2 separate regions of the Homo sapiens genome follow, and region 2 is linked to region 1. Evidence: read pairs that join two places in POLR2A ChIA-PET (ENCODE). Cell type or tissue: Panc1. All regions are shown on one strand. Links, peaks and the distances in the headings refer to the core of each region. The heading gives the core; the rest is flanking DNA. Region 1 has its middle 32 kb from the start of TRERNA1. Region 2 holds the start of LINC01273 (long intergenic non-protein coding RNA 1273).

What was found. Peaks named below come from ENCODE experiments on the same cell type or tissue, not always from the same donor. Only the 100,000 strongest peaks of a DNase experiment are listed, where the experiment ranks them.
Region 2: POLR2A ChIA-PET joins it to region 1 with 14 read pairs; 12 of 35 experiments call an interaction of 5 or more read pairs at or near these places.

The regions. Positions count from the first base shown.
Region 1 is chr20:50,065,622-50,080,804 of GRCh38, reverse strand. No RefSeq gene overlaps it. Among named protein-coding and RNA genes, the nearest start is that of TRERNA1, 32 kb to the right of the region's middle. RefSeq lists enhancers at 6,730-7,239, 7,240-7,749 and a silencer at 9,246-9,485. In Panc1, for the core only: a CTCF peak has its summit at 9,355 (motif pointing right); a DNase peak (open chromatin) is centred at 9,304; H3K4me3 peaks cover 812 bases; H3K27ac peaks cover 288 bases.
Region 2 is chr20:50,162,441-50,177,623 of GRCh38, reverse strand. LINC01273 (long intergenic non-protein coding RNA 1273) reads right to left here and starts at 5,054. Exons shown (of 3, transcript NR_109943.1): 1 at 4,836-5,054; 2 at 4,607-4,701; 3 at 953-1,343. LINC01275 (long intergenic non-protein coding RNA 1275) reads left to right here and starts at 11,424. Exons shown (of 2, transcript NR_183899.1): 1 at 11,424-11,594; 2 at 14,529-14,857. RefSeq lists enhancers at 4,855-5,356, 10,883-12,082. In Panc1, for the core only: CTCF peaks have their summits at 7,818 and 8,078 (motif pointing right); a DNase peak (open chromatin) is centred at 8,093; H3K4me3 peaks cover 2,715 bases; H3K27ac peaks cover 7,448 bases.

The DNA.
Region 1 (15,183 bases), core at 4,764-12,763:
TCATTAGTGTTCCCTGTCATCAAGCCTCTTGCAAATGTTCATCTGTAAAAATAATTCTTCATGCTAAAAGCCATACAGAATCAGTCAGTGGGCTAGATTTGGCCCATGGATCATAGTTTGCCAACCCCTGTCCTAAAGATGGTAGGTTTTTGTTTTGTTTTGTTTTGAGACAGAGTTTTGCTCTTGTTGCCCAGGCTGGAGTGCAATGGCGCGATCTCAGCTCACTGCAACCTCCACTTCCCAGATTCAAGCAATTCTGCTTTAGCCTCCCGAATAGCTGGGATTACAGGCACCCGCCACCACACCCAGCTAATTTTTTGTAGTTTTGGTAGAGATGGGGGTTTCACTATGGTGCCCAGGCTGGTCTTGAACTCCTGACCTCAGGTGATCCACCCACCTTGGCTTCCCAAAGTGCTGGAATTACAGGCGTGAGCCACCGTGCCCAGCCCAAGATGGTAGTTTAAAAAAGCGTTCTTCCTTTGATTTAAGTAGCCTCACAGGTCTTGAGCTATTAAGCCTCCACTAGAAGCCATTTATTGGCTGGACTTAGTAGTCTATTCAGAGAAAAAAAAAAATCATCGGATTGTCACATGTATTTCTGATGTTTAAAAAAAATTTTTTTTTGATCTGATGATTAACTATTTGTCTACCATCTACTGCATATGCAGTGGGAACGTGTCTAGTTTTTACCCAGAGTTTGAACTTCTGCTGTAGTCCCAACTACATACAGGTACGATCTTGGTGCCCTGTGGCAGGAGCAGGCTATTCCCTCTGGCTGTTGGGGCCAGCTCAGGTGTGAGAAGAGCTGGCTGTAAGGAAAGGGCCAGGTTCTTCCCAACAGGCCACCCTCCAGAAAGCCCTGCCCAGATTTCTTTGGATGGTCTTTGGAGTCCTCTGCAGGGACTGGTGCCCTTCAGTTCTGAAAGTACATACATTGGGCCAGGGAAAGCTGTGGGTTCTTCATCCTCAGTCAGCCCTCCCAAGGGAGGAGAGGAGAGGTTCCAAAATTATTTCAGGCCAGATATGGTGGCCCACTCCTGTAATCCTAACACTGGGAGGCCAAGGCAGGAGGATCACTTGAGCCCAGGAGTTTGAGACCAGCCTGAGCAACATAGTGAGACCCCTGTCGCTATAAAAAGTTAAAAAATTAGCCAGTGTAGCCGGGCGCGGTGGCTTATGCCTGTAATCACAGCATGTTGGGAGGCCGAGGCGGGCAGATCACGAGGTCAGGAGATCGAGACCATCTTGGCTAACACGGTGAAACCCTGTCTCTACTAACAATATAAAAGATTAGCCGGGTGTGGTGGCAGGTGCTGAGGCAGGAGAATGGCATGAACCCGGGAGGCAGAGTTTGCAGTGAGCCGAGATTGCGCCACTGCACTCCAGCCTGGGCGACAGAGCGAGACTGTCTCAAAAAAAAAAAAAAAAAGGTTAGTAGTGCACGCCTGTAGTCCCTGCTAGTCAGGAGGCTGAGGTGGGAGGATCACTTGAATCTGAGAGGTCGAGGCTGCAGTGAGCCATGATGGTGCCACTGCATCCAGCCTGGGCGACAGACGGAAACCCTGTCTCTAAAAAATAAAATGGCCGGGCGCGGTGGCTCACACCCGTAATCCCAGCACTTTGGGAGGCTGAGGCTGGTGGATCACGAGGTCAGGAGATCGAGACCATCCTGGCTAACACAGTGAAACCCCATCTCTACTAAAAATACAAAAAATTAGCCGGGCGTGGTGGCGGGCACCTGTAGTCCCAGCTACGCCGGAGGCTGAGGCAGGAGAATGACGTGAACCCGGGAGGTGGAGCTTGCAGTGAGCCAAGATCGTGCCACTGCACTCCAGCCTGGGCGACAGAGTGAGACTCCGTCTCAAAAAATAAATAAATAATAAAATGCTGCTGGAAAACCCCAGAACAAATTCGTGGTTAAATCTAAAGGTGGCCTCTTCTGTGCTGAGTTACCCCCAAGAGGAAAACAAATCCTGTCTCAAATCCTAGAGTGTGCACTTTACCTGGCTTCCCTGGGTCACACCTCCGGTCCCCAGCCCCTGCCAGGTTTATATACCAGAGGGGATGCGGGCTGGGTGGACCTGGGCTTAAGGCCTGTGAAACAACACTCAAAACCCTCTGAGACAGTTGTTTGGATCTGTGATCTTGTGGGCACTGTGTCCCACGTTTGTGTAATTTGCTCTTCCTTGGTGGTGGGTTTACAGATGGTCTAAAGTTTATGGACAGAGTTTAAGCCTAGGGCACACAGGAAGTGCTTGTCTGAGGTTCAGATGTTGCCACGTTTTTGTTTTTGTTTTTTTTCCGAGACGGAATCTCTCTCTGTCGCCCAAGTTGGAGTGCAGTGGAGTGGTCTTGGCTCACTGCAACCTCCACCTCTTGGATTCAAGCAATTCTGCCTCAGCTTTCTGAGTAGCTGGGACTACAGGCATGCGCCACCACGCCAAACTAATTTTTTGTATTTTTAGTAGAGACAGGGTTTTACCATGTTGGCCAGGCTGGTCTTGAACTCCTGACCTCAGATGATCTGCCCCCCTCAGCCTCCCAAAGTGCCGTGAGCCACCGCGCCTGGCCAGATGTTGCCACTTTTGCCAGGTGGTTTCCCTGGGTCACACCTCTGGTCTCCAGCCCCTGCCAGGTTTGTGTACCGGAGGGGATGCATCCACTGGTAATTTTCACTGTGTGGAAACTTGTGGTGTGGGGAAACATCTGTCGTTACCTGACAAAGGTCGGGGAGACAGCAGGTGTAGAAAGCACCCCTTCTGGCTGACCAACAGCAAGCCAGCCATGGGGCCCCACTGCCCTGGATCTCTGACTGACTCTGGTCTTGGGGCAAGAGCCAGTTCCTTGGACTGCATCTCCACTGGAGAAAGTTCTCCGGCCCTCTGGGTGGGAGCACTGTTGGCTGTACTGCACCTTTAGCTGTGGTGTTGCATAACGATGTGGATGGCGTCACATAAACGGAGCGGCCCCTGCCTCTGTGCCCCTTTCCACCCTGCCTGTGGATCCCTGCTTGGCCTTTTTTTTTAGACGGAGTTTCAATCTTGTTGCCCAGGCTGGAGTACAATGGCATGATCTCGGCTCACTGCAACCTCTGCGTCCTGGGTTCAAGATATTCTCCTGCCTCAGCCTCCCGAGTAGCTGAGATTACAGGCATGCACCACCATGCCTGGCTAATTTTGTATTTTTATTAGAGACGGGGTTTCTCCATGTTGGTCAGGCTGGTCTCGAACTCCCAACCTTAGGTGATCCGCCCGCCTCGGCCTCCCAAAGTGCTGGGATTGCAGGCATGAGCCACCGCACCCGGCCCCTGCCTGGCCTCTTGCACCTCCCCTCAGAGAACCTTAGGGAGCCCAGGGACAGTCACATTCCCTCTCTTGGCCTGTCCCTTCTTGACGTCACTCCTTCATCACGGAGCCTCATGACAAAGTTCAAGATACAGCATTAGGGATTTCCTTACTTGGCAGAGGAGGAAATTCCTTTAAGAAGAGGCAGCTTGGCTGGGCTCAGTGGCTCACGCCTGTAATCCCAGCACTTTGGGAGGCCAAGGCAGGCAGATCACCTGAGGTCGGGAGTTTGAGACCAGCCTGACCAACACGGAGAAATCCCATCTCTACTAAAAATACAAAATTAGCTGGGTGTGGTGGCACATGCCTGTAATCCCAGCTACTCAGGAGGCTGAGGCAGGAGAATCACTTGAACCTGGGAGGTGGAGGTTGTGGCGAGCCGAGATCACGCCATTGTACTCTAGTCTGGGCAACAAGAGTGAAACTCAGTCTCAAAAAAAAAAAAAAAAAAAGGCAGCTTGTGAAAGCTTCATTCTTTCCAGTTTGCAAGAAACAAGCTGCTGGGGTGGGTGGATTGTACAGAGCTCTGAGCTCCAGAAGATAACAGATCAACCTCAAAGACTTCCTTGTGAGACCTGGGCAAGGTCACCTGCTAGATGCAGTCAGCTGTCACACACGGGCCAAGGTGACCTTGGGAGAGAGGAGACCTTAGGCTAGAGCCACCTCATTGCTGCTGGTGGCCCTGTCACTGTGAGAAGAAGACACGGGCCACATCCTTGGGGTTCTGATATGTGTCTGATGTTATGCAGCTGGGTGGGGACAGGTGAGTGTGAAGGTGTTACTAAGTACTGGGCACATGGGCTGAGTGAATGCCAGATCTTTCTGATTTTCCAAGGAAGCTGTGAAGGCAGATTTGTACGTGAAGTCTCCCTACATTTATGTGTCAATTAACAGAGTTGGCCAGAGGCAGTGGCTCATGCCTATAATCTTAGCACTTTCGGAGGCCAAGGCTGGCAGATCCGTTGAGCCAACAAGTTTGAGACCAGGCTGGGCAACATGGTGAAACCCCGTCTACCAAAAATATAAAAATTAGCCGGGCATGGTGGTGCACGCCTGTAATCCCAGCTACTCGGTAGGCTGAGGCAGGAGAATTGCTTGAACCAGGGATGCAGAAGCTGCAGTGAGCTGGGATCACACCACTGCACTCCAGCCTGGGTGACAGAGTGAGATTCTGTCTAAACAAAGAAAAGAAAAACAAACAAAAAAAGAGGCCGGGTGCAGTGGTTCACGTCTGTCATCCCAGCACTTTAGGAGGCCGAGGCGGGCAGATCACCTGAGTTCAGGAGTTCGAGACCAGTCTGACCAATATGATGAAACTCCGTCTCTACTAAAAATACAAAAATTAGCCAGGCATGGTGGCAGACGCCTGTAATCCCAGCTACTCGGGAGGCTGAGGCAGGAGAATCGCTTGAACCTGGGAGATGGAGGCTGCAGTGAACTGGGCTTGCACCACCGCACTCCAGCCTGGGTGACACAGTGAGACTCCGTCTCAAAAAGAAAATAAAGGGAATAGAGTGCAGGGCAAAGTCTCACCTCTGACCCCGTTCTCCCAAGGCAAGCACCAGTGTGTGAGCCTCTGAGATGGCACAGGCAGCACGCGAGCAAACGCAAGTGCAGCCAGCACCACTCCGCATTCTTTCCCCCTCCCCTCATGCACTTCCCCCACTTTTTTACGCAAATGGGAATGTGATCTCCACTTAGCTCCTCCCCGGGATATTCTTCCCAGTGCCCTGCAGAGCAGCCTTGGGGATCCGCTCCGTAGTTAAGCGCAGCACACCCAGCACATGAAGGGCCACCACCACGGTGGCCAGGCCTGGACTGCTGGGCCTGAGGTGGTCTCTGCTGCTCTGCTGCCCGCTGGCCTCAGGGCATGTGTGTGCATTTGCATACCTCTGTAGAACACAGTTCTAGGAGCAGGTTTCTCCATCCAAGGATACAGGCATATTTTATTTTATTTTATTTATTTTAATTAATTAATTTATTTATTTATTTTATATTTTATTTTATTTTATTATTTTATTTTATTTATTTTATTTTTGAGACAGAGTCTCACTCTGTTGCCCAGACTGGAGTGCAATGGCACTATCCTGGCTCACTGCAACCTACGCCTCCTGGGTTCAAGTGATTCTCCTGCCTCAGCCTCCCGAGTAGCTGGGATTACAGGCGCCTGCCACCATGCCCGGCTAATTTTTGTATTTTTAGTAGAGATGGAGTTTCATCATGTTGGTCAGACTGGTCTCGAATTCCTGAACTCAGGCGATCCGCCTGCCTTGGACTCCTAAAGTGCTGGGATGACAGACGTGAACCACTGCAGCTGGCCTCTTTTTTTTTTCTTTTTCTTTTCTTTTTTTAGATAGAATCTCACTCTGTCACCCAGGCTGGAGTGCAGTGCTGCGATCCCAGCTCACTGCAGCTTCTGCATCCCTGGTTCAAGCGATTCTCCTGCATCAGCCTACCGAGTAGCTGGGGATTACAGGCGTGCACCACCACGCCCGGCTAATTTTTGTATTTTTGGTAGACGGGGTTTCACCATGTTGGCCAGGCTGGTCTCGAACTCCTGACCTCAAATGATCCACCCGCCTTGGACTCCCATGCCCAGTGTATTTTAACTATCTCATTCATTGCAGTAGTTATTCCTTTGTCCCTCTTGCAGGTGGGCGCCTCATCTGGCTTCTTCACTGCCATGAACCCAGTGTTAAAAATAGTGTTGAAGGCTGGGCACAGTGGCTCACGCCTGTAATCCCAGCATTTTGGGAGGCCAAGGTGGGTGGATCACCTGAGATCAGGAGTTCGAGACCAGCCTGGCCAACATGGTGAAACCCCATCTCTACTAACAATACAAAAATTAGCTGGGCGTAGTGGCACGTGCTTGTAATCCCAGCAACTCGGGAGGCTGAGACAGGAGAATCACTTGAACCTGGGTAGCGGAGGTTGCAGTGAGCCAAGATCAAGCCATTGTACCAGCCTGCGTGACAGAGCCAGACTCTGTCTCAAAATATAATAATAATAGGCCTGGCGTGGTGGCTTACGCCTATAATCCCAGCACTTTGGGAGGCAGAGGCGGGTGCATCACTTGAGGTCAGGAGTTCAAGACCAGCCTGATCATCATGGTGAAACCCTGTCTCTACTAAAAATACAAAAAATTAGCTGGGTGTGGTGGTAGGTGCCTGTAATCCCAGCTACTCAGGAGGCTGAGGCAGGAGAATGACTTGGACACAGGAGGCGGATGTTGCAGTGAACCGAGATCGCGCCATTGCACTCCAGCCTGGGAGACAAGAGCAAAACTCTGTCTCAAAATAATAATAATAATAATAATAATAAATAAATAAGTAAATAAAATAAAAAATGGTGTCTAGGCCGGGCACGGTGGCTTAAGTCCGTAATCCCAACACTTTGGGAGGTGAGGTGGGAGGATCACTGAAGCCAGGAGTTCATGACCAGCCTGGCCAACATAGTGAAACCCCGTCTCTACTAAAAATACAAAAATTAGCCAGGCGTGGTGGTGCACACCTGTAATACCAGCTACTCCGGAGGCTGAGGCAGGAGAATCACTTGAACTCGGGAGGCGGAGGTTGCATGGAGCCAAGATCACACCATTGCACTCCAGCCTGGGTGACAGAGTGAGACCCTGTCTCAAAGAACAAAACAACAACAACAACAAACAGTGTCCAGCACAAAGTCTGACTGTGTAAACTGAATGAATGAATCACTCCTCAGGGCTGGGCCTGGCCTTCCTCTCTTGGTGGGTCACATGGACCTGTGAGGCCACTGGCAGTGACAAGGGAGGGGTCCCAGTGGCCCCGTGGGGCCTCCTGTTCCCTCTGCCCTGCATGCAGGGAAGCTGGGTGGCTGGGTCAGGGGGCAACAGATGGACTGGCTCAGAAGCCTGGCCTTCCCTGGCAGGAATTTTGAGAATCAGATCTGAGCAAGTCCCCCTTACACCCATTGCCAGCCATGAAAGAGAGCAGACGGGGGTTCCACGACCCAGGGTTGTCCATGGTGGGCAGGAAGCTAAGATGGAAGCCACTGCTTTCTGATTGGCCAGGGAAGGCCTGTGCCTCAGATTCTTCAGGGTCACCAGCAGAATCCAGAGAAAGCACAGGCCACAGTGGCTTGGAGGATCCTGGAGAGGCCACCCACCTTCTTCAGAAGCTGATGGCACCTTCATTCCCTAGGCCTGGCCCTGGGGCTGGCTTCATCTTGGGGTTCCCAGTGGGAGATTCTAGTGCCCCTGCCAGGAACCAGGGGAACTGATGTGGCATGCCAAGGACATTGATTAATATAACAGTGATGTCAATACCTCACCCTCAGTCCAGGATGCTGTCTGATAGGTGACAACTGATACTGGTTGGGTAGGTGTGGTGATATGAGATTTCCCACCACCCCCCCTTTTTTTTTTTTGAGATGGAGTCTCGCTCTGTGGCCCAGGCCAGAGTGCAGTGGCGCGATCTCGGCTCACTGCAGCCTCTGCCTCCCATGTTCAAGCGATTCTCCCACCTCAGCCTCCCAAGTAGCTGGGACTACAGGTGCGCAACACCATGCCCGGCTAATTTTTATATTTTTAGTAGAGACAGAGTTTCACCATGCCGAAATTCCCTTTTAAAAATACCCTTCGGCAGGCGGGCACGGTGGCTCATGCCTGTAATCCCAGCACTTAGGGAGGCCCAGGTGGGCAGATCACTTGAGGTCAAGGAGTTTGAGACCAGCCTGGCCAACATGGTGAAACCCCGACTCTACTAAAAATACAAAAATTAGCTGGCCATGGTGGTGCGTGCCTGTAATCCCAGCTACTAGGGAGGCTGAGGCAGGAGAATCACTTGAATCTGGAAGACGGAGGTTGCAGTGAGCCGAGATTGTGCCACTGCACTCCAGCCTGGGAGACAGAGTGAGACTGCATCTCAAAAAACAAACAAACAACAAAAAAAACCCAGCAACTTTGTCTTGGCACAGTGGTTCATGCCTGTAATCCCAGCACTCTGGGAAGCCAAGGTGGGCAGATCACTTGAGTCCAGGAGTTTGAGACCAGCCTGGGCAACACGGCAAAACCCCCTCTCTACAAAAAATACAAAAATTAGCTGGGCATGGTGTTGCACACCTGTAGTCCCAGCTACTCGGGAGGCTGAGGTGGGAGGATCGCTTGAGCCCAAGAGGTGGAGGTTGCAGTGGGCCGTGATTGTGCCACTGCACTCCAGCCTGGGCAACACGGCGAGACTCTGTCTCAATAAATAAATAAACATATACATAGATATAGATATAGATATAGATATACACATATATATATACACTTAAGTAAAAACCAATTATCTAGGAGCAAATGTCAAGTAAAAGTACAGGTAGGGCTCAGATGCGGCAAAAAATCATGTTGGGGTAGGAGCCTGAGTAACATCAGCGAGCGCATACAGGTTTATCCTTTGGCCTCTGGCCCAGCTGTTAATGATATATTCATGTTTATTATCTGCCCCCTCCCACCCCCACTAAAATGTCAGCTTCAAGAGGGTAGGGATGAGGCCAATTGTGTTCACGGCTGTGTTCCTGCCATCTCACACAATGTTGGGCATACAGTAGGTGTTCAGTGAATACTTGTGAATGGGTGAATGGCTGGCTGGAAGGCCATGCATGAGTGAATGAGCGGAGGTGACACCTTCACATCCTCTCTCCGCCTCGGTGGATGCCAGTGCAGGCCCAGGAGTCAGCCGTTTCCACTACCAGCTGTGTGGCCCCGGGAGGGCTCCTTAACCTCTCTGTGCGTTTCCGTTGCCATTTCGCCGGGTTATTCTAAGGATTACGTGTGGTTTTACATGGTGTGGGCTTCTTGCAGTCCTCGGCACGGAGCACCCCTCCGTAAATGTTATTTCGCTATTGTTCTTTCCTTTCCTTTCGGTGTATTCTGCTTATGTATTCGCTATTGCTCTTCCCCATCTCACCGACCAGAAGAGTGAAGCTCCTCCCCGCTCTCCTGGCGCCCGGCTTCCCCGTTCTGGCTCGGGCCTGCACGCCCGCCCTTGGCCAGCAGAGGGCGCTAGCGCTCTAGGGACCAACGCTCCGGCTGGGCCGGGCCACGCGTCATCTCTCAGCCGACCCGAGGCTGGGGCTGGAGGAGGGGACAGGCGTGACCGCCGGGGCAGGGGTGGACCACCGGACATCTGGGTGTGTGCCTTTGGCACAGCGGGAGCCTGCTGGAGGCTCCCAAAGCGGAGTGGGCAAGCTTTTTCCCCCAGTGCGCTTCCAACCCTTTTTCTTTCTTTCTTTCTTTCTTTTTTTTTTTTTTTTTTGCGACAGGGTCTCTTGTCGCCCAGGCTGGAGTGCAGTGATGCGATCACGGGTCACTGCAGCCTCCAACTCCTGGCCTCAAGCGATTCTCCTTCCTCAGCCTCCCGGGTAGCTGGGACTACAAGTGGGCGCCACCACGCCCAACTAATTATTTATTCATTTAGAGACAGGGTCTCACTCTGTCACCCAGGCTGGGGTGCAGTGGCATGATCAAGTCTCATTGCAGCCTCAACCTCCTCCTCAAGCAATCCTCCTGCCTCAGCCTCCTGAGTAGCTGGGACTACAGGTGCAGGCCACTGGCCAATTAAAAAATATTTTTTTTTTTAATTAGCCGGACGTGGTGGCGGGTGCCTGTAGTCCCAGCTACTCAGGAGGCTGAGGCAGGAGAATGGCGTGAACCCGGGAGGCGAGCTTGCAGTGAGCTGAGATCACGCCACCGCACGGCAGCCTGGGTGACTGAGCGAGACTCAGTCTCAAAAAAAAAAAATTTTTTTTAGTAGAGACAGGGTCTCGCTGTGTTGCCCCGGCTGGTCTCAAACTCCTGGGCTCAAGTGATCTTCCTGCCTTGGCCTCCTAAAGTGCTGGGATTACAGGCGTAAGCCACCATGCCTGGCCTCCAACCCATTTTTTGCCAAGGACCAGCTGAGACTCAGAAAGGGTTGTCCAAGGTCACCCAGCAGGTGGGGGTAGTGGGGGTCATGCTGTGAATACAAGGCTTTGAAGCTCACATACCTCAAGGACCTGATAGGGGCTGTGGAGAACACAGGACTGACCACCTTTGCCTCTAGAATGCTGGCCCACATGGCCAAATCTTCCAAGTCTTCAAGAGAGACAGGGACATCAGGATGTAGTGAAATGTCTCGATTTTTATGGTAGCAATGAATTAAAGGCTTTGTTTGTTTTTGTAGAGCCAGGGTCTCATTATATTGCCCAGGCTGGTCTTGAACCCTTGGCCTCAAGCGATCCTCCCGTCTTGGCCTCCCAAAGTGCTGGAATTACAGGCGTGAGCCACCACTTCTAGCCTTATTTGTTTATTTATTTATTTTGAGATGGAGTCTTGCTCTGTCGCCAGGCTAAAGTCCAGTGGCGCTATCTCGGCTCTCTGCTACCTCCACCTCCCGGGTTCAAGCGATTCTTCTACCTCAGCCTCCCAAGTAGCTGGGACTACAGGTGTGCACCACCACACCCGGCTACTTTTTGTATTTTTAGTAGAGATGGGGTTTCACCATATTGCCCAGGCTGGTCTCAAACTCCTGACCTCAGGTGATCCGCCCACCTTGGCCTCCCAAAGTGCTGAGATTACAGGCATGAGCCACCATGCCTGGCCGCCTTTTTTATTTTTAATCACAGTTTCCACCTCTGAGCAACCTTGGAGGTAGCTCACCTCTTCCTCCCTTGGAGGAAGGTGTTTTGAAACAAAACCATCCCCCTGGTTTCTTCACCTGCCTGCCTGAGCTTCTTTAGGCTTCAGTTTACCAGTGACTGCATCTTCCAGGACTGCGCTACCCAGGACATCCCCTCCCTCTGGGTTAGGAGCCAGTCTCCATCCCTGAGCTTCCCCAGTAGAGCTTCCATTTGTTCATTTGTCCATTCATTCATTCAACAAGCATTCATTGAGTGTTTACTGTGTGCCAAATACCGTGTGTAGGGACATGCAGTGATGAGACAAAACCCTCCCTTCGTGGAGCTGATATTTGAATGGGGGAGTTAGACAACAGACAAAGAAGGAAATGCACTAGGTTCTTTTCCAGGCGTTCAGCACATACCCAAGTAAAGGAACAGAGGGCAGGCAGGCAGCAGTGGGCAGGGGGCCTCTTGGAGGAGGTGACCCCAAGTGAGGAGGAGCTGCCAGCCCTGGAGTCTGGTAGGTATTGTTCCAGGCCAAGAGAACAGCAAGAGCAGAGGCCCTGGGCGGTAAGATGCAAGTCACATTATCACATTAAGTCCACAGCACAGGGGCTGGGCGCAGTGGCTCACACCTGTGATCCCAGCACTTTGGGAGGCCGAGGCAGGTGGATCACCTGAGGTCAGGAGTTCGAGACCAGCCTGGCCAACATGGCGAAACCCTGTCTCTACTAAAAATGCAAAAATTAGCTGAGCATGGTGGTGGGCACCTGTAATCCCAGCTACTCAGGAGGCTGAGGCAGGAGAATCGCTTGAACCTGGGAGGTGGAGGTTGCACTGAGCCGAGATCATGCCACTACACTCCAGCCTGGGTAACAGAGCTAGACTCTGTCTCAAAAAAGAGTCTGCAGCACATGGCATGCAATAGACACTCTGTAAACAGATGGATAAATGGACAGATGGATAAATGGACAGATGGATAAATGGACACATGGATGAGCTTGTGGCCTTGGCAGCCCCCTCTCTTGGCTTGGTTGCCCACATCTCGCCCTGGGGGTGGACATGGACACCGCCTGGCACAAGGAAGTGGCTCAGTCAGCTCCGGGGCTCCCTGAGCTGCACCCCAGCCCAGAGTGGGGGTCTCCCCTCCCAACAGCAGCAGGAGCTGTGGACTGGCTGCCACGCCCCAGCCATTCACAATCTGGGGGACACTTCCCCTGACCTGGTCCAAATCCCAGCTCTCCAGGGTCACCCTGACCTACAGACCTGACCACTCTGAACCTCAGGCAAGGCCACCATCTGCCCACGCCAGCCCTGCCTCTTTCATACTCTTCCCTGCCCCCAGTGGCTCAGGCGCCCAAGCCATGGGTTCCTTGGAATGTAATTCTTTTTCTTCCCAGAAGCCTGGGCCGTTCACTTCCGGCCACACTGCCCTTGGTGCCTTCCTGACCCTTTGCTTTACAAACCTGACACGGTGGCCAGAGGCTTAAAGCCGGACCCAGCCACACCACCTGGCCTCCCCATCGTGCCATGGCCCATCTGTCAGCATCCTGCCCTGGGAATCTGACTGTAGACACCAGGACCCTCCACAGCCGTTTCCCACAAACCCCTGCTGGGAACATGCCTACCTGGCTGTGCCATCCAAAGGGCACTGCCCTCTACAGCTTACAGGCTGATTCCAAATCCTAGAGCTCCCGCTTCACCAGGGGCATGTTGGTATCCACACTCCAGAGCTGCCCATTCCACAGATATTTAATGAGCAGCTACCGTGTGCCCAGCACTGCCCTAGGCCCAGCAGACACAGCGGGGAACAAAATAGTCAGAAAACGCGGCCCTCGTGAAATGGATGTTCTGGGAATGGTGACAGTCAGGGCAAAGGACTAGGGAGAAACAGTAAACAGATGAAAAAGTAAACCATGTAGAAGATGAGATGGTGATAAATGCTATAGAGGGAAACAAGGCAGGGAGGGGGATAGGGGATGGGGTGGGGCAGAGGTGCCATTGAAAATTGGAATGGGGGCAGGTGCCTGATGCTTGAGAAGTGGCATTTGAGCAAAGACCTGCAGGAGGTGAGGGAGTGAGGCATGTGGACATCTGGGGGAAGAATGTGTCCTGCAGAGGAAGCAGCCAGTGCAAATGCCGTGAGGCAGGAGCATGCCTAATTTGTTGGAGAAACAACCAGGAGGCCAGTGTGGCTGGAGCAGAGTACAGGGTCAGGGAGGGAGGAGGAGGCTTAGGAGATGGGGTGGGGGAGGGGTAGTGGTGGGGCAGATCCTACAGGGCCTTTCAAAGATCCATCTTTTTCTCCAAGGGAGATGGGAACCATTGCAGAGGAGGGACGCATGTGCTCCAGGTTTTTACCTCTAGCTTCCCTCTAGCTTCCTGCAGAGAACAGACCACGGGGCATTGCTGGAAGCAGGCAGTTGACTGCAGTAGACCAGAGGGGCAGAGGATGGCACTGGACCTGGTGTTCCAGAAGAGGTAAGAACTGATCAGTGGCCGGGCACAGTGGCTCGTGCCTATAATGCCAGCACTTTGGGAGGCCGAGGTGAGAGGATCACTTGAGGCCAGGAGTTCAAGACCAGCCTGAGCAACATAGCAACAGAATGAGACTCCAGCTCCCGCATTTCCTTGATTCCGGAATGCATGCCTTTCCTGTGGCCTCTTAGACTTCCATGCAATGCAGAACGCTCAGACCAGGGAGCCCACAGGACTCAGAAGTGAGAGGGTAAGAGGGGGAAAGGAGCTGGGGGACTCCCAGGTTTTGGCCTAGCCCAGGGGAGGCTCAGGAAGAGCCAGTTTGTGGGGGCCTTCCGGTGCTGGGTGGGAGTGTGTTAAACTACGATGCCTGTGAGACCCTCAGATCAGGGGCTCAAGGAGGCTGGCCAGTCCAGAGTGACCTGGGGACAGGCACCAGAGTGGCCCCTGTGGAAATGGAGTTTAAGGTGTGAGGCTGTACTCCCAGGGAGGGTGTGGATGGAAGAAAGGAGGCCTTTGTTCAGATTAGGAAAAGTCTCCCCTCCGGCAGGCACGGCCCACCTGGGCAGACGACCTGGGAGCCATCACCCTCCCACCTCTCCTGGTGGGTGCAGCACTGTGCCAGGCATTGGGTGCAAAACACATCACTGACTGGATGCCAAGTTACACTCAGCCCTCCACTGTATGGTCCTGGGGTCTTCTGATGTCAACAGGATGAAACTGAGGCCCAGAAAGGCCAAGTGGCTTGCCCAAGATCACACAGCTTTGAGCCACAAAGTGAGATTCCACTCTGATCCCTGTGACCTTGAGCCAGTGGCCTTAGCTGCCCCTCTGCCACCCACCATGACGATAAATTAGCTACTTCTAGCCTGGCAAGGTCAACAGAGGACTTTACTTACCCTGATGAGCTGAGGTGCCTGAAGTGCCTCACAGCCACCATCTCACTTTGCTCCCAACCATTCCTTGGTAGTGTTGGTGGCCCCATTTCACAGATGAGGACACTGAGGCTCCAAGAGTCTCTGTCACTAGCTCAGGGTGACCCACCAGAGCTGGGATCTGAACCCAGGACTGGCAGCACCCAGCAACCAGTGCTAAGTACAGAGCGTTCCAGATGGGGTCAGAGATGTGAGGCAAACCAAGAATGACAGTCAAGACTTAACGAGCGGCCGGGCGCAGTGGCTCACGCCTGTAATCCCAGCACTTTGGGAGGCCAAGACAGGCAGATCACCTAAGGTCAGGAGTTTGAGATCAGCCTGGCCAACATGGCGAAACCCCATCTCTACTAAAAATACAAAAGTTAGCCGGGTGTGGTGGCGCATGCCTGTAATCCCAGCTACTCAGGAGGCTGAGGAAGGAGAATCGCTTGAATCTGGGAGGCAGAGGTTGTAGTGAGCCAAGATCGCACCACTGCACTCCAGCCTGGGCAACAAAGTGAGACTCCATCTCAAAAAGAAAAAAAAAAAAAAAGACGTAATGAGCACCTTCTCTATGCTGAGCTCATTATAAAGCAATTCATGGACTCTCCCCCAGCCCTGAGATCGGAACTATTAATCAAACCGATCTTACAGAAGAGGAAACTGAGGCATCAATGACTTGCCAGGAGAAGGTCTGTTGGCCCCTGCAGGTTCCTCTACCCCCACCGACCCTGTCCTTCCCAAAGGCCCCAAGGTGGTGGAAGAGGTCAGGCAGTGCTGGGTGACCCTGGGAAGGCTGCTGGCCCCTGGGCCTCTGTCTCCTCACCCTGACC
Region 2 (15,183 bases), core at 3,414-11,413, 98 kb before region 1:
GAGTTCAAGACCAGCCTGGCCAACATGGTGAAACTGCGTCTCTACTAAAAATTAGCTGAATGTGGTGGCGCACGCCTGTAATCCCAGTTACTTGTGAGGCTGAGGTAGGAGAATTGCTTGAACCTGGGAGAGGGATGTTGCAGTGAACCGAGATCGTGCCACTGCACTCCAGCCTGGGTGACAGAGTGAAACTCCATCTCAAAAAAATAACTGAAATAAATAAATAAATATAAAAATAAAACAGATTAATGAATAAACAGAGGTAGAGCCCCACCAATGCCACTTTTGAGAATCTATCCTGAGGAGCTCATCATGAAAATAACTCAAGCCTGCTCCTCACCACACATTCATTTAGGCTTTTCTTTAGATAAGATCTCTGTAGCCCAGGCTCAAGTACGTCGGCACCATCACAGCTCACTGCAGCCTCAACACCCCCAGACTCAGGTGCCCTTCCCTCCTCTGCCTCCCAAGTAGCTGGGACCACAGGCACGCACCACCATGCCAGGCTAATTTTTTTTTTTTTTTTTTTGGAGACAGGGTCTGCCACTCTGTCACCCAGGCTAGAGTGCAGTGGCACAATCACGGCTCACTGCAATCTCAGCCTCCCCAGGCTCAAGCAATCCTCACATTTCAGCCTCCCAAGTAGCTGGGACTACAGGCACACACCACCACACCTGGCTAATTTTTTTGCATTTTGTAGAGACAGGATTTTGCCATGTTTCCCAGGCTGGTCTCAAACTCATGGGCTCAAGCGATCTGCCTACCTCGGCTTCCCAAAATGCTGAGAAGCCACTGTGCTCGGCCTAGTCATTTAAACATTTTAATGATGAAAACTATGGAAACCAACTCAGTGCTCAGCTTTGCCACCCCCACTGGAGCACCTGGGGACTCAGCCTGAGGCTGTGGGAGGCATCAGGTGCGGGAAGCCTCTGAAATGAAGGGAAAGGTTGAACGTGGTTGCGTTTGCTTTATTACAGAAAGAATTATTCCAGCTTTCATCCAGTTCTCAGGGCCAGGCCGGTAACCCCCACAGAGGTGAAGGCCCCTGGTCAGCTGGGTGCTGGGTGCCCACCGGGTGCTGACATGCATACTCAGACCCCTCAAGAGGAAAGGGTGGCCTCCTTCACCAGGAAGCCGGCGCTGGTCCCGGCCCTGTCGCCGGGAACGTAAGCAACTGGGCCTCTTTTTCCTGGGCATTTATGCTGTGCCAGGCACTGCCCGAGGGGGTTGTATTTCTTCATATATTTATTCCCTTCTCTTCTGGTACCTGCCATCCACCTCTTCTCACCCCCACTCAAAGGCAGCCATTCTGTCACTTTGTGTCTTTTTGCTGGAATGTGTCCCTGCAAAACACATGTGGCTACTTTGTGGCATGAACACTTGTGTGAAGGGTTTTGTAGCTGTGGCTCATCCACGGTCCTTTCTATGAGCAGTCCCCAGTCTCAGCCGCCCAGTCCCTGGGGTAGACACCCAAGTGACCCCCAACCTGCCCCACCACAGATAAGGTGAGCTGCCACCTCCTTGCACCCTCTAGGGCTGGTGTGAGGATGTCTCTGGGACTTTGGCTTGAGAGTAGGTTGTAGGGGATGGGGGGACTAATTTGACTAAGTACCAGGTGCTCTACAGAAAGGCTGTCCCGTCTCCACTCACACCAGCTGTGCCCAAGGGTTTTATATCCCATATCTTCCACCACCGCTTGGTACTATTCACCATTTTTTTTTTTTTTTTTTTTTGAGACAGAGTCTTGCTCTGTCGCCCAGGCTGGAGTGCAGTGGTGCAATCTCAGCTCACTGCAACCTCCACCTCCTAGATTCAAGCAATTCTCGTGCCTCAGCCTCCCGAGTAGCTGGGACTACAAGTGCCCACCACCATGCCTGGCTAATTTTTGTATTTTTAGTAGACACGGAGTTTCTCCATGTTGGCCAGGCTGGTCTCGAACTCCTGACCTCAGGTGATCTACCTGCCTTGGCCTCCCAAAGTGCTGGGATTTCAGGCGTGCACCAACACACCTGGCACTATTCACCTTTTAAATTTTTTTTTAATTTTGAAATACTTTCAGACTTAGAGAAAAGTTACAAATACTTCAAATATTTCCCAAATGTTTTCATTTTACTACATTTGATGTATCATATTCTCCTTCTTTCTCTCTCTCTCTCTCCACAGACACACACACACACACACACACACGCACATGTGTCGTTTTTTGTTTGTTTGCTTTTTGAGACAGGGTCTCTCTGTCACCTTTTTAATTAGCCAGGCGTGGTGTTGCACATTTGTAGGCCCAGCTACTCAGGAGGCTGAGGTGGGAGGATCGCTTGAATCCAGGAGTTCGAGGCTATAGTGAGCAGGTATCATGCCACTGCACTCCCTCCTGGGCAACAGAGCGAGACACCATCTCCAAAGAAAAAAAAAAAGAAAAAAAAACAAAACAAAAAGATGTCTGCGGTTGGGCATGGTGGCTCATGCCTGTAATCCCAGCACTTTGAGAGGCCAAGGCGGGTGGATCACGAGGCCAGGAGTTCAAGACCAGCCTGGCCAACATGGTGAAACCCTGTCCCTACTAAAAATACAAAAATTAGCCGGGCGTGGTGGTGGGCGCCTGTAATCCCAGCTACTCGGGAGGCGGAGACAGGGGAATCGCTTGAACCCGGGAGGCAGAGGTTGCTGTGAGCCGAAATTGTGCCACTGTACTCCAGCTTGGACAACAGAGCGAGACCCTGTGTCAATAAATAAATAAATAAATAAATAAATAATGTGACCTGTTAATGTGAGTTACATATTTAATTTAAAATTGTCTAGACTGACCAGCCTGTGCAACATAGTGAGACTCCATCTCTATGAAAAAATTTAAAAATTAACTGGACATAGTGGTGCCTGCCTGTAGTCTCAGATACTTGGGAGGTGAGGCAGGAGGACTGCCTGAGCCCAGGACTTCAAGGCTCCAGTGAGCTATGACTGCACTCCAGCCTCGGTGACAGAGCAAGACCTTGTCTCTAAAAATAAATATTTTCTTTTTTGAGACAGAGTTTTGCTCTTGTTGCCTGGGCTGGAGTGCAATGACACTATCAGCTCATCGCAACCTCCATCTCCCGGGTTCAAGCGATTCTCCTGTCTCAGCCTCCCGAGTAGCTGGGATTACAGGCATGCACCACCACACCTGGCTAATTTTGTATTTTTAGTAGAGGCGGGGTTTCTCCATGTTGGTCAGGCTGGTCTCAAACTCTCAACCTCATGTGATCCATCCACCTTGGCCTCCCAAAGTGCTGGGATTACAGGCGTGAGCCACCGCACCCGGCTTCTTTTTTTTTTTTTTTTTTAATTTTTTGAGACAGAGTCTCACTCTGTTGCCCAGGCTGGAATGCAGTGGTGCTATCTCTGCTCACTGCAACCTTCACCTCCCAGGTTCAAGCGATTCTCCTGACTCAGTCTCCTGAGTAGCTGGGATTACAGGCGCCTGCCACCACGCCTGGCTAATTTTTTTTGTATTTTTAATAGAGACAGTGTTACACCATTTTGGCCAGGCTGGTCTCGAACTCATGACCCCAGGTATTCCACCTGCCTCAGCTTCCCAAAGTGCTGGGATTACAAACATGAGCCACTGCACCCCGCCAAGGGTTGTAGTTCTTAAAGTCTTTCTTTATCAGGCATATAAGAATGAGACCCCTCTCTTCATGGTCTGCCTCTATTTGTGAAGGTTTTCTTAACATTAGTGACACCAGGCCAGGCGCGGTGGCTCACGTTTGTAATCCCAGCACTTTGGGAGGCTGAGGAGGGCGGATTACGAGGTCAGGAGATCGAGACCACGATGAAACCCCGTCTCTACTAAAAATGCAAAAAATTAGCTGGGCGTGGTGGCGGGTGCCTGCAGTCCCAGCTACTCCAAGAGGCTGAGGCAGGAGAATGGTGTGAAGCTGGGAGGCGGAGCTTGCAGTGAGCCGAGATCGCACCACTGCACTCCCTCCTGGGCAACAGAGCGAGACTCCATCTCAAAAAAAAAAAAAAAAAAAAAAAAAAAAACATTAGTGACACCATTTTGATTCTGACAACTGTCACACATTTTTTTATTGTGGTAAAATATTTAACAGAATATTTATATTTTTCACCATTATTAAGTGTACAATTCAGTGGCATTAAATGCATTCACACTAGGCACAGTGGCTCACACCTGTAATCCCAGCACTTTGGGAGGCCAAGGCGGGAGAATTACTTGAGCCCAAGTGTTCAAGACCAGCCTGGGCAACATAGCGATACCCCCATCTCTACAAAAAAATACAAGAAAAATCAGCCAGGCGTGGTGGCACGCACCTGTAGTCCCAGCTACTCGGGAGGCTGAGGTGGGAAAATCACTTGAGCACGGGAGGTCGAAGCTGCAGTGAGCTAGGATTGCACCACTGCAGTCCAGCCTGGGCAACAGAATAAGACCTTGTCACAAAAAACAAAGAAAAGAAAAAAAATTCACAATGCTGTATACTCGTCATAACTCTCTGTATCCAAAACTTTTCCATCATCCCCAACACAAACTCTGTCCTCATTCAACAATTCCCCCCTCTCTCCAGGTAATCTCTATTCTATTTTCCATCTCTCAGAATCTGCCCATCCCAGGTACCTCATACAACATTGTCCTTCTGTGTCTGGCTTCTTTCACTGAGCACAATGTTTTCCAGGTCCATAGGTGTTGTGGTCTGTGTTGGAATGTTCTTCCTGGGACAAAACAAGGCCTGTCTGACTCCAGGGCTGCCCCCGATCCCCCACGCCCACCTGCCTGTCCCCTCTGCAGGCCTCAGTGCTTCTGTCTGTAGGAAGGGAAGGGCTGGGCGGCCTGCTGGGCTGGTCACCTGCCACCTTGCCGTCAGCGCCTTCCCTCGCGTTAATCACTGTTCAGCCAGAAAACCGAAACCCCTGAACACCGCAACAGAGACTCTCCCACAGGGAACGGGTTACAGAGACGACGGTGGAGGCAGAGGCCGAACGGGATGGGGAGGACGCTCCGAGAAAGAAATCGCAGCCGCAGAGAGCCACTGCCACCTCTAAGCTGGAGGGGCTGGTAAGGTTGCTGTAGCCCAGGGCCTGCGTCACTCCGCAAAGCGGGAGGCACAGGGGCCTGTCCCGGGGCGCTCCCCGACCGGGGCCTCCCGTTGGCCAATAGGAACTCACCGGACGCGAGCCTGGGAAAGGCGCCGCAGGGTCAGCTCTGGGATACACAGAGCAGAGCTGCAGAGGGCGGAGCTTGGATCGGAAGGCAAAGAGCCCCCGCCCCCGCCCGACAGACCCTCCCTCCCTGGTCAACTCCTACCAGGCAGCCCCCACTGTGGCTCCAAGCCCTGGCTTCTCGGACCCAGCTTCCTTCTGTCCCGCTGGCCTAGGGTGGAGCGCCTCCAGCTGTGGCCAATGCTTCACCTGGCCTTTCTGCATCTCGGCTCGTCCGTCCTCTGTGTAAGCAATGCCTGTATTCCATCCCTTCTGTCTGAAATGCCTAGGGTGGTCTCCCTCTTCCAGACTGGCCCCCAATGAGACACCAGTGGTGCTGTCGTTTACAGAGTGGCCACAGTGCTACCACGGGAGGTTAGTGGATGGCTGAGTCATGAACCAGAAAGGAGGGCAGAAGTGAGGTGAGATGGGTCCCCAAGGCAGGGCCACTCCGTGGTAAGTGCAGGATCTCAAGGCAGACCCTGAGCTTTACAGAGACGTTGAGTGGCCACAATCAGGCCCCCAGCTCAGCCAGTGGACGGGCTCCATGTGGCACTGGGCCAAAGAAACCAGCCTCCACTGAGGGCCTCCTGTGTGCCCAGCTGTATTCCCACGTCAACCCCATCTCAGCTGGCAGGGCTCACCGTAATAGAGGACTGCAGACTGTGTGGTTTAATCAACAGAGATTGTTGTCAAGGTGTGAGCGGGGCTGGCTTCTCCCGCAGCCTCGCTCCGGGGCTTGTAGATGGCCGCCTTCTTGCTCTGGGCTCACATGGCCCTCCCTCTGTTTGTGTCTGTGTCCACATTTCCTCTTCCTATGAAGACAACGATTATATTGGATTAGGGTCCACCCTAATGACCTCATTTTTACTTAATTACCTTTTTTTTTTTTTCAAGAGGGAGCTTCACTCTGTGACCCAGGCTGGAGTGCAGTGGCGGGATCTCGGCTCACTGCAACTCCCGCCTCCCGGCTTCCAGCAATTCTCCTGCCTCAGCCTGCCGGGTAGCTAGGATTACAGATGTTCACCACCATGCCCAGCTAATTTTTGTATTTTTCCTAGAGATAGGGTTTCACCATGTTGGCCAGGCTGGTCTCGAATTCCTGACCTCAAGTAATCTGCCCACCTCCACCTCCCAAAGTGCTGGGATTACAGGCGTGAGCCGCTGTGCCTGGCCACTTAATTACCCCTTTAAAGGCCTTATTTCCAAATACAGTAACATTCTGAGGTACTGGGGGTTAGAATCTCAACATAATTATTTGGAGGAGGTCATCATTCAGCCTGTGACACCCCCCAGTTTCACAAGGTGGGCATTATCGGCCCTGTTTTCCAAATGAGGAAACTGAGGCCCAGAGAGTGGCTCACCCAAGGCCACCCAGAGCTGGGTCTCCTCAGGTCCAGGGCTCCCCACCCCCCACACCATGAGCAGGGCTGCTGCTCCACCTGCCAGCCCAGGGAATCTTCTGTCACTCTCTGTGACTGCCGCAGACCCTGGGAAACGGATTCCAATCCCTCTTCCTTTCGTTCCCTCTGCTGTGTGTAATAAGATGATGACCCACCATTTATTGGCCCTTTCCTATGTGTGAGGCTCTTCCACTAGCATTTCTCATGCATTCCATACACACACACGACACGGCTCCTCTGGCTCTGCTCAAGCCTCCTCAGAGATGCCCTCCTCACACACCCCACTTGTAACAATGCCTCCACCCACACCAGCACGCCTCCTGCTTTATTTTCGTTTGTAGTGTCATAAATACCTGAAATTAGGCTGGATACGGTGGTTCACGCCTGTAATCCCGCCACTGGGAGGCCGAGGTGGGTAAATTACTTGAGGCCAGGAGTTCGAGACTAGCCTGGGCGACATGGAAAAACCCCATCTCTACTAAAATACAAAAATTAGCCGACTACTAAAATACAAAAGTTAGCCGACATGGTGGTGTGTACCTGTAGTCCCAGCTACTTGGCAGGCCAAGGCATGAGAATCACTGGAACCCAGGAGGTGGAGGCTGCAGTGACTGAGATGGCACCAGTGCACTCCAACCTGGGTGACAAACTGAGACTCTGTCTCAAAAATAAATAAATAAATAAAAATAATACCTGAGATTATATCACATGCATGCTTATTGGTTTGTTGTGTTCTCTGCACTAGACTGTAAGCTCCAGGAGGGCAGGACCCAGGCCTCATCCCCTGCTGTATCCCTGGCACCTAGATGAGATTGTCAGTCACTGACATCTTTATTGAAATGTTGTTTCAATAAATTATTAAATAAATTAGTTCTTTCACCCAGCCCTCACCAATAATCTGTAACACGGGCCTTAGGATCCTTATTTTATTTTATTTTTTTTGAGACAGAGTCTTGCTCTGTCTCCCAGGCTGGAGTGCAGTGGCGTGATCTCAGCTCACTGCAACCTCTGCCTCCCAGGTTCAAGTGATTCTCTTGCCTCAGCCTCCCGAGTAGCTGGGATTACAGGCACACGCCACCACACCCAGCTAATTTTTGTATTCTTAGTAGAGATGGGGTTTCACCATGTTGGCCAGGCTGGTCTCGAACTCTTGACCTTGTGATCTGCCCGCCTCAGCCTCCCAAAGTTCTGGGATTAAAGGCATGAGCCACCGCACCTGGCCCAGAATCCTTATTTTACAGAAGAAGAAAGTGAGGCTCAGAGAAAGTCCCAAATCCACCCAGGCTCACCCAGCTAGTAAGTAGTGAAGCTGGAATTTGAACCCAAGTCTATGCTTGCAACCTCCACACCCAGGCCACCTCCTTGCCTTGACCTTCCTTCCAAATCTCTCCCTGCTCTGTGCCTTCCCAAACCACCCTCACACAATTGCCCCGAACCTCTCTTCTTCTAGAAATTCCCAATACGTAACCAAGCTGGGCTGCAGTATCCCTTTGTGCCAGCAGGTGTCACCAGAGAATCCAGAAAGCCATAGTCCGCGGTCTTGCACTCCAGAGCACAGTTCATACTCTGATTTACTTAATCACTTTTAAGGATATTTCCAAGTTTTTGCTCCACAAAGGAAGGTGCAGCTGCATCCTGGCACCTGTGTTCATGTGCTATGTGGTGAGAATTTCCCTGGGAATGGATTCCTAGAAATGCAATTGCAAAAGAGCAAAAATAACTTTAAATTGCATAGATTTAAAGATTTGCTAAGCCGGGTTTACAACTGAGAAATGTGAGACCCAGAGAGGGCACATGGGTGGCTCAGGGGCACACAGCTAGCTAGTGGAAAGGCCAGATTTAGAACTAGTAGTACTAGCTCCTCTGGGCCAGGCGCGGTGGCTTACACCTGTAATCCCAGCACTTTGGAAGGCCAAGGTGGGCAAATCACTTGAGCCAAAGAGTTCGAGACCAGCCTGGTAGAGTGAGACCTTGTCGTTAAAAAAAATACAGAAAAAAAATCAGCCAGGCACGGTGGTACACACCTGCAGTCCTAGCACTTTTGGAGACCAAGGTGGGCAGATCACTTGAATCCTGGAGTTTGAGATCAGCCTGGGCAACATAGTGAGACCATGTCTCTATAAAAAATACATATATATATCTCCAGCTGTGGTGGCACACATCTGTAGTTCCAGCTACTCAGGAGGCTGAGGTGAGAGGACTGCTGGAGCCCAAGAGGTCAAGGCAGCAGTGAGCCGTGATCACACCACTGCACTCCAGCCTGGGCAACAGAGCGAGACCCTGTGTCAGAAAGAACTAGCCTCCAGCCATGAATATTTCTACTGCACCTGGACGTTGCTCCCACCTAGGCTAAGGCAGAGTCTTTGTGCATGAATCTGTATGGGGGCCTGGATCTGACTGCTTCTTTGGTTATTCAATCATCCATTTATTCATTAGACAAACTACAATGGTGGGATACAGGCTCCATGCTGTAAGAAAGGTTCAAATAACAACTGCCTCCTAGTCAAAAAGTAGTTTGTTTTCCTCTCTCATATTAATCTGAATGAAAGTGATCCAGAGCTGCATAGTTGCTTTACGGTGTCAGGAACCCAGTCTTTTGCTATCTTGCGCTCTTTTTGTTGAAGACAACTGGCAGTTTTCATCTTATGGTCCAAAATGGCTGCCCAAGGCTGGACACAGTGGCACATGCCTGTAATCCCAGCACTTTGGGAGTCCAAGGTGGGCGGACCACTTGAGCTCAAGAGTTCAAGACCAGCCTGGGCAACATGGTGAAACCTCATCTCTACAAAAAAAAATTAACCAAGCGTGGCGGCAGGTGCCTGTTGTCCCAGCTACTTGGGAGGCTGGGTGGATCGCTTGAACCCGGGAGGTGGAGGTTGCAGTGAGCTGAGATCGCACCACTGCACTCCAGCCTGGGTGACAGAGTGAGACCCTGTCTCAAAAAAAAAAAAACCCTATGTTGACTTCTAGTCAACATAGTACTGGTAGTTCTAGCCAGAGCAATTAGGAATGAAAAAGAAATCAGGCCAGGCGCAGTGGCTCACGCCTGTAATCCCAGCACTTTGGGAGGCCGACGCGGGTGGATCACGAGGTCAGGAGATCGAGACCATCCTGGCTAATACGGTGAAACCCCGTCTCTACTAAAAATACAGAAAAATTAGCTGGGCGCGGTGGCGGGTGCCTGTAGTCCCAGCTACTCGAGAGGCTGAGGCAGGAGAATGGCGTGAACCCGGGAGGTGGAGCTTGCAGTGAGCCGAGATCGAGCCACTGCACTCCAGCCTGGGCGAAAGAGTGAGACTCCATCTCAAAAAAAAAAAGAAAAAGAAATCAAAGGCATCCAAACGGAAAGGAAGAAGTAAAATAATCTCTGCTCTCCAATGATATGATCTTATATGTAGAAACCCTAAAGATTTCACAAACTAAGAAAAAACTGTTAGAATTAATAAATGAATGCAGCAAAGTAGCAAGATACAAAGTCAGCACACAAAAATCAGTTACTTTTCTCTACACTGACAGTGAGTGATCTGAAACAAAAATTATAAAAACAATTTCATTTACAATAATATCAAAAAGAAGAAAATCCTTAGGAATTAATCCAAAAAGTGAAAAACTTGTACAATGAAAACTACAAAACAGGCCAGGCTTGGTGGCTCCTGCCTGTAATCCCATCACTTTGGGAGGCCAAGGTGGGCAGATCACCTGAGGTCAGGAGTTCAAGACCAGCCTGGCCAACAAGGTGAAACCCCACCTCTGCTAAAAATACAAAAAATCAGCCGGGCGTGGTGGCACTCACCTGTAGTCCCAGCTACTCGGGAGGCTGAGGCAGGAGATTTGCTTGAACCTGGGAGGCGGAGGTTGCAGTGAACTGAGATAGCGCCACCGCACTCCAGCCTGGGTGACAAAGCAAAACTCCATCTCCAAAATAATAATAATAATAATAAGTGTTGGTGATGATGTAGAGAAATTGGAACCCTTGTGCACTGTTGGAATATAAAATGGAACAGCCAGGCCGGACGTGGAGGCTCACGCCTATAATCCTAGCACTTTGGGAGGCTGAGGCAGGTGGATCACTTGAGGTCAAGAGTTCAAGATCAGCCTGGCCAACATGGTGAAACCTTGTCTCTACTAGAATACAAAAATTAGCTGGGCATGGTGGCGCACACCTGTAATCCCAGCTACTTGGGTACCTGAGGCAGGAGAATGGCTTGAACCTGGGAGGCGGAGGTTGCAATAAGCCAAGATCACGCCACTGCACTCCAGCCTGGACAACAAGAGCAAAACTCCGTCTCAAAAAAATAAACAAATAAACAATAAATAAATAAATAAAATTTAAAAATGGAACAGCCAACCTGGAAAACAGTATGGCAGTTCTTCAACAAATTAAACACAGAAATTACCATATGATGCAGCAGTTCCACTTCTGGGTATATACCCAAAAGAATTGAAAGCAAGATCTTGAAGAAATATTTGTACACCCATATTCCATTAGCAACAGTGTTTACGATAGCTAAAAAGTGGAAACAACCTAAGTGTCCATCATCATCGATCACATGAACAAACAAGCAAAATGTGGTCCTTCAGCCTTAAAAAGGAATGAAGTTCTGACTCAAGCTATAATGTGAATGAAAGAGAGAGAGAAAAAAAAAGAGAAGAGAAGAGAAAAGAAGAAAAGGCAGCCGCTTTTCAAATGAGCTGACCCTGAGCCAGGCTTCTAGGAGCCAGAGGTGACTCAGCAGAGGCCCCACCCTCGATTCGCATGGGGAGACATTCCGGGGCAGCCTCCCGCTGACGTGTCTCAGCACATAATCACAAAGAGCCAAGCACGCATGAGTCAGAAGCAGTTATATCCCTAAGTCATAAAGCAGCAGCTGGGCCCAAGATTCCTGGCATCCTTCCAATCTCACCTCCCCCGCCCTATTTACCCAGGAGCAAAAGAAGCGGAGGGAAGCAACACAGCGCAGCGTGACTACGTGCTTGATCTGTCTCCTCCTAACGGGCATGCAGGTTGGTTCCAGTTTCCAGCGATCCTAAACACACTTGGCTGGACCTCCCTGTGCCTACAGAGGTGGGATTTTGTGACATAGGTGGGGGGAAATGGAATTGCTGGGGTGAATTGTAGATCCACGGGAGCTCCATTGCAACAGAAAAAGGCATGCCTCTTCAGTTTACTTACAGGTCAGGATTTCTAACCTTGGCCCCATTGACATCCTGGACTGGGTCATTCTTTGTTGTCAGGCAGCGGGGGAACCGTCCTCTGTAGGATGTTTAGCAGCATCCGTGGCTTCTACCCAATAGATGCCAGTAAATCACCACCTCCAGTTGTGACAACCAAAAATTTCTCCAGACATTGCCAAATGTCCCCTGGGAGTCAAAATCACCCCCAACTGAGAACCATTGCTGTAACTGTACAGAGCCTATGAGGATGAGGAGGATTTCTTTTTCTTTTCTTTTTTTTTTTAGACAGAGTCTCGCTGTGTCGCGCAAGCTGGAGTGCAGTGGCGCAGTCTCAGCTCTCTGCAACCTCTGCCTCCTGTGCTCAAGTGATTCTCCTGCCTCAGCCTCCCGAGTAGCCAGGATTATAGGCATGCGCCACCGCGCCCAGCCAATTTTTGTATTTTTAGTAAAGACGGGGTTTCACCATGTTGCCCAGGCTAGTCTTGAACTCCTGACCTCAGGTGATCCACCTGCCTCGGCCTCCCAAAGTGCTGGGATTACAGGCATGAGCCACCGCGCCTGGCCTACGAGGAGGATTTCTAAGCACAGATTCTTTAAACAGGTTTTATGTGTTATTGACTTTCTTCTCTTTGGGCAGAAGGACATTTTACCTCCCTAGAAGGGGTGCAATGACATTGATAGTCACTAGTTTAAGAATAAGAGATGTCCCTTGCAAGCAGACTCAGAGAAAAAAAAAAGGGTCTCAGTTCCTAATTGGGATAAATAACGAGATTTGAATCTGAACGATAGAAATTAAATTATAGGCCAGGCGCAGTGACTCACACCTGTAATCCCACTGCTTTGGGAGGCCGAGGCAGACAGATGACGAGGTCAGGAGATCGAGACCATCCTGGCCAACATGGTGAACCCCATCTCTACTAAAAAAAAAAAATACAAAAATTAACTGGGTGTGGTGGCGTGTGCCTGTAGTCCCAGCTACTCGGGAGGCTGAGGCAGGAGAATTGCTTTAACCTGGGAGGCGGAGGTAGCGGTGAGCCAAGATCACGCCATTGCACTCCAGCCTGGGCAACAAGAGCGAAACTCCATCTCAAAAAAAAAAAAAAAAAAAGAAAAGAAAGAAAAGAAGTTAAATTATAGCATTGCACCAATGTGACATTTTCTGATTTTAAAAACTATAGAGTTCCTATAAGATAATGTCTTTGTTCTTAAGAAATACACACTGAAGAATTTAGGGTAAAAAGGCATTATGTCTGTAACTGACTCTCAAATGGTTCCGAAAAAATGGTACACATGGAGAGAAAGAAGGATAAATCACGTGTAGCAAAATGTTGATAATTAGGGTATTGAGAGTTTATTGTACTATTCTTGCAACTTTCTGTAAATTTGAAAAAAAATTGAATTATTATTTTTAAAGGCATTTTTTTAGAAACTCACCTATGTTTTGTTCTAGTTTTTAAAGCAAGTTTTAATCTGTCATTCCCACCTGCTCCCAGGAAAAGGAAAAACATCATTGTATGATTGTGCCCTGGATCTAGACACAATTAGGGCACAGTCCCAAGAGGCTTCCAGAAAAAGGTTCTCAGTATAAGTGTGGCAGGCAGGAAGATCTCTTGCGTATATTTGTAAAATGCCTGGAAAGAAATTCCACCGAACATAAACAGTGGGTGGTGATGGTCCTATTGTCTATTGTGTCCCTCTGTAACCACCCTCTCCCTGCACTTGCCCCCTTCCCCAGGCAACCCAGGTGCCTTAGGTAAGTGACCCCATTCCCTGCCCTGCCTTGGAGGGCCGGATGAGTCAAAGAGTAATCTTATCCCTCTGCTAGTGAGTACAAATGAAGTCTGTGGGCCAACAAGGAGCGAGGAGCAGTTTCCTGGAAGCCCTGGGCTGGTGTTTGACTTGCTTTGAGATAGAATAAATGGGAGAAAGAGACTTTATGGGACATCTGGGCCTAGGGCTCCTGGATGCTGTGCTGAAAACACCACGTACAGAAGCCAGTCTAACCTTCTGGATGATGAGAGCCCAGATGCAGTACAGAGGTGCCCCAGCCAACAATCAGCTGCTATCTGAATCCCATCTGGATCCCATCTGAATCCCATGTCACCATGAATGAGGCCACCTTAGCCCAGCCAGCACAGCTGAAAGCCAGAAGCAGCCGCATGCACAAGCCCAGGGGAAGCCCACAGAGGAACCACCAGCCAACACACAGAATTGCAAGCAGTTAAGCAACTAAGATTAAGACAACAATTTTAAAATGAACCAGGTCCGGCCGGGTGCGGTGGCTCTCAGGCCTGTAATCCCAGCACTTTGGGAGGCCGAAGCGAGCGGGTCACCGGAGGTTGGGAGTTCGAGACCAGCCTGACCAACATGGAGAAACCCCGTCTCTACTAAAAATACAAAGTTAGCCAGGCGTGGTGGCGCATGCCTGTAATCCCAGCTACTCGGGAGGCTGAAGTAAGGTTATAACATGGCCTGGCGTGCAGTACGTGCTCAATAAATGCTCACCGTTATTGTTGATCAGGCATTTCTGATCTTGTCCCCTATGCCATTCACTATGAGGGCTCACGATGACAGGCAAGAAACAAGTAATCTACTAGGGAAATAATTGGGGAACTCTCAGGAACACCACAATGGCTAGAGAGCCTAGGAAAGCAGTTCATACACTGGAGGCCAAAAAGAAGGACTCGTGCCTGCCATGTGTGTGGCAGAAGCTTCCGAGTATCAACTATTAATAATATCATTTTCCTTTCTTATTATTAATAGAACCCCAGCTTTTAAGTTGGTCTCCGCAGAGGACAACTGCATTCTCCAGCCTCCTGTACAGCAGAGAGTGCCATGTGACTAAGACCAAGTTCTAACCAGTGGGATCAAAGCAGGGAAGTGTTGCCTTCTTTGCCCCTTCCTGCTGGCTGGAATATGACAAAACGGCTGCAGCATGAGCAACCTTCTTGGGCCCTGAGGTGGAAGCCACCTGTTGGTTGACCGACCAGATGGTGGAGTGACCAGATAGAAGGGGCCTGGTGATTGTGGATTCTGCCACACTACCTCTGGTCCCCTATACCTATGTGAAAGGAAAAGAAATGTCTGCCATGTTCGTGTGTGTGTGTGTGTGTGTAGTGTGTGTGTGTGTGTGTGTGTCTGCCATGTTTAAGCCACTATAACTTTGGGATATCTGTGGCTTATAGTCAAATCTAATCCAAACAAATGCACCTCTATGTCCCCCTCACAGATAAGAAGATTGATGCAAGGGAACCCCTGATGTGGCCATAACACAAAGATAGCTTCAACCACCACCGATACGGAGCTGGACTCCGCCCTTCCTGGCCTCCTGGCCTTTTATTCCCCGCTAATTCCTCTGGATTCCTAATGACTCCCATTCCCTGCATGCACACCAGGTACAGTCACATCTCCTGGCGTT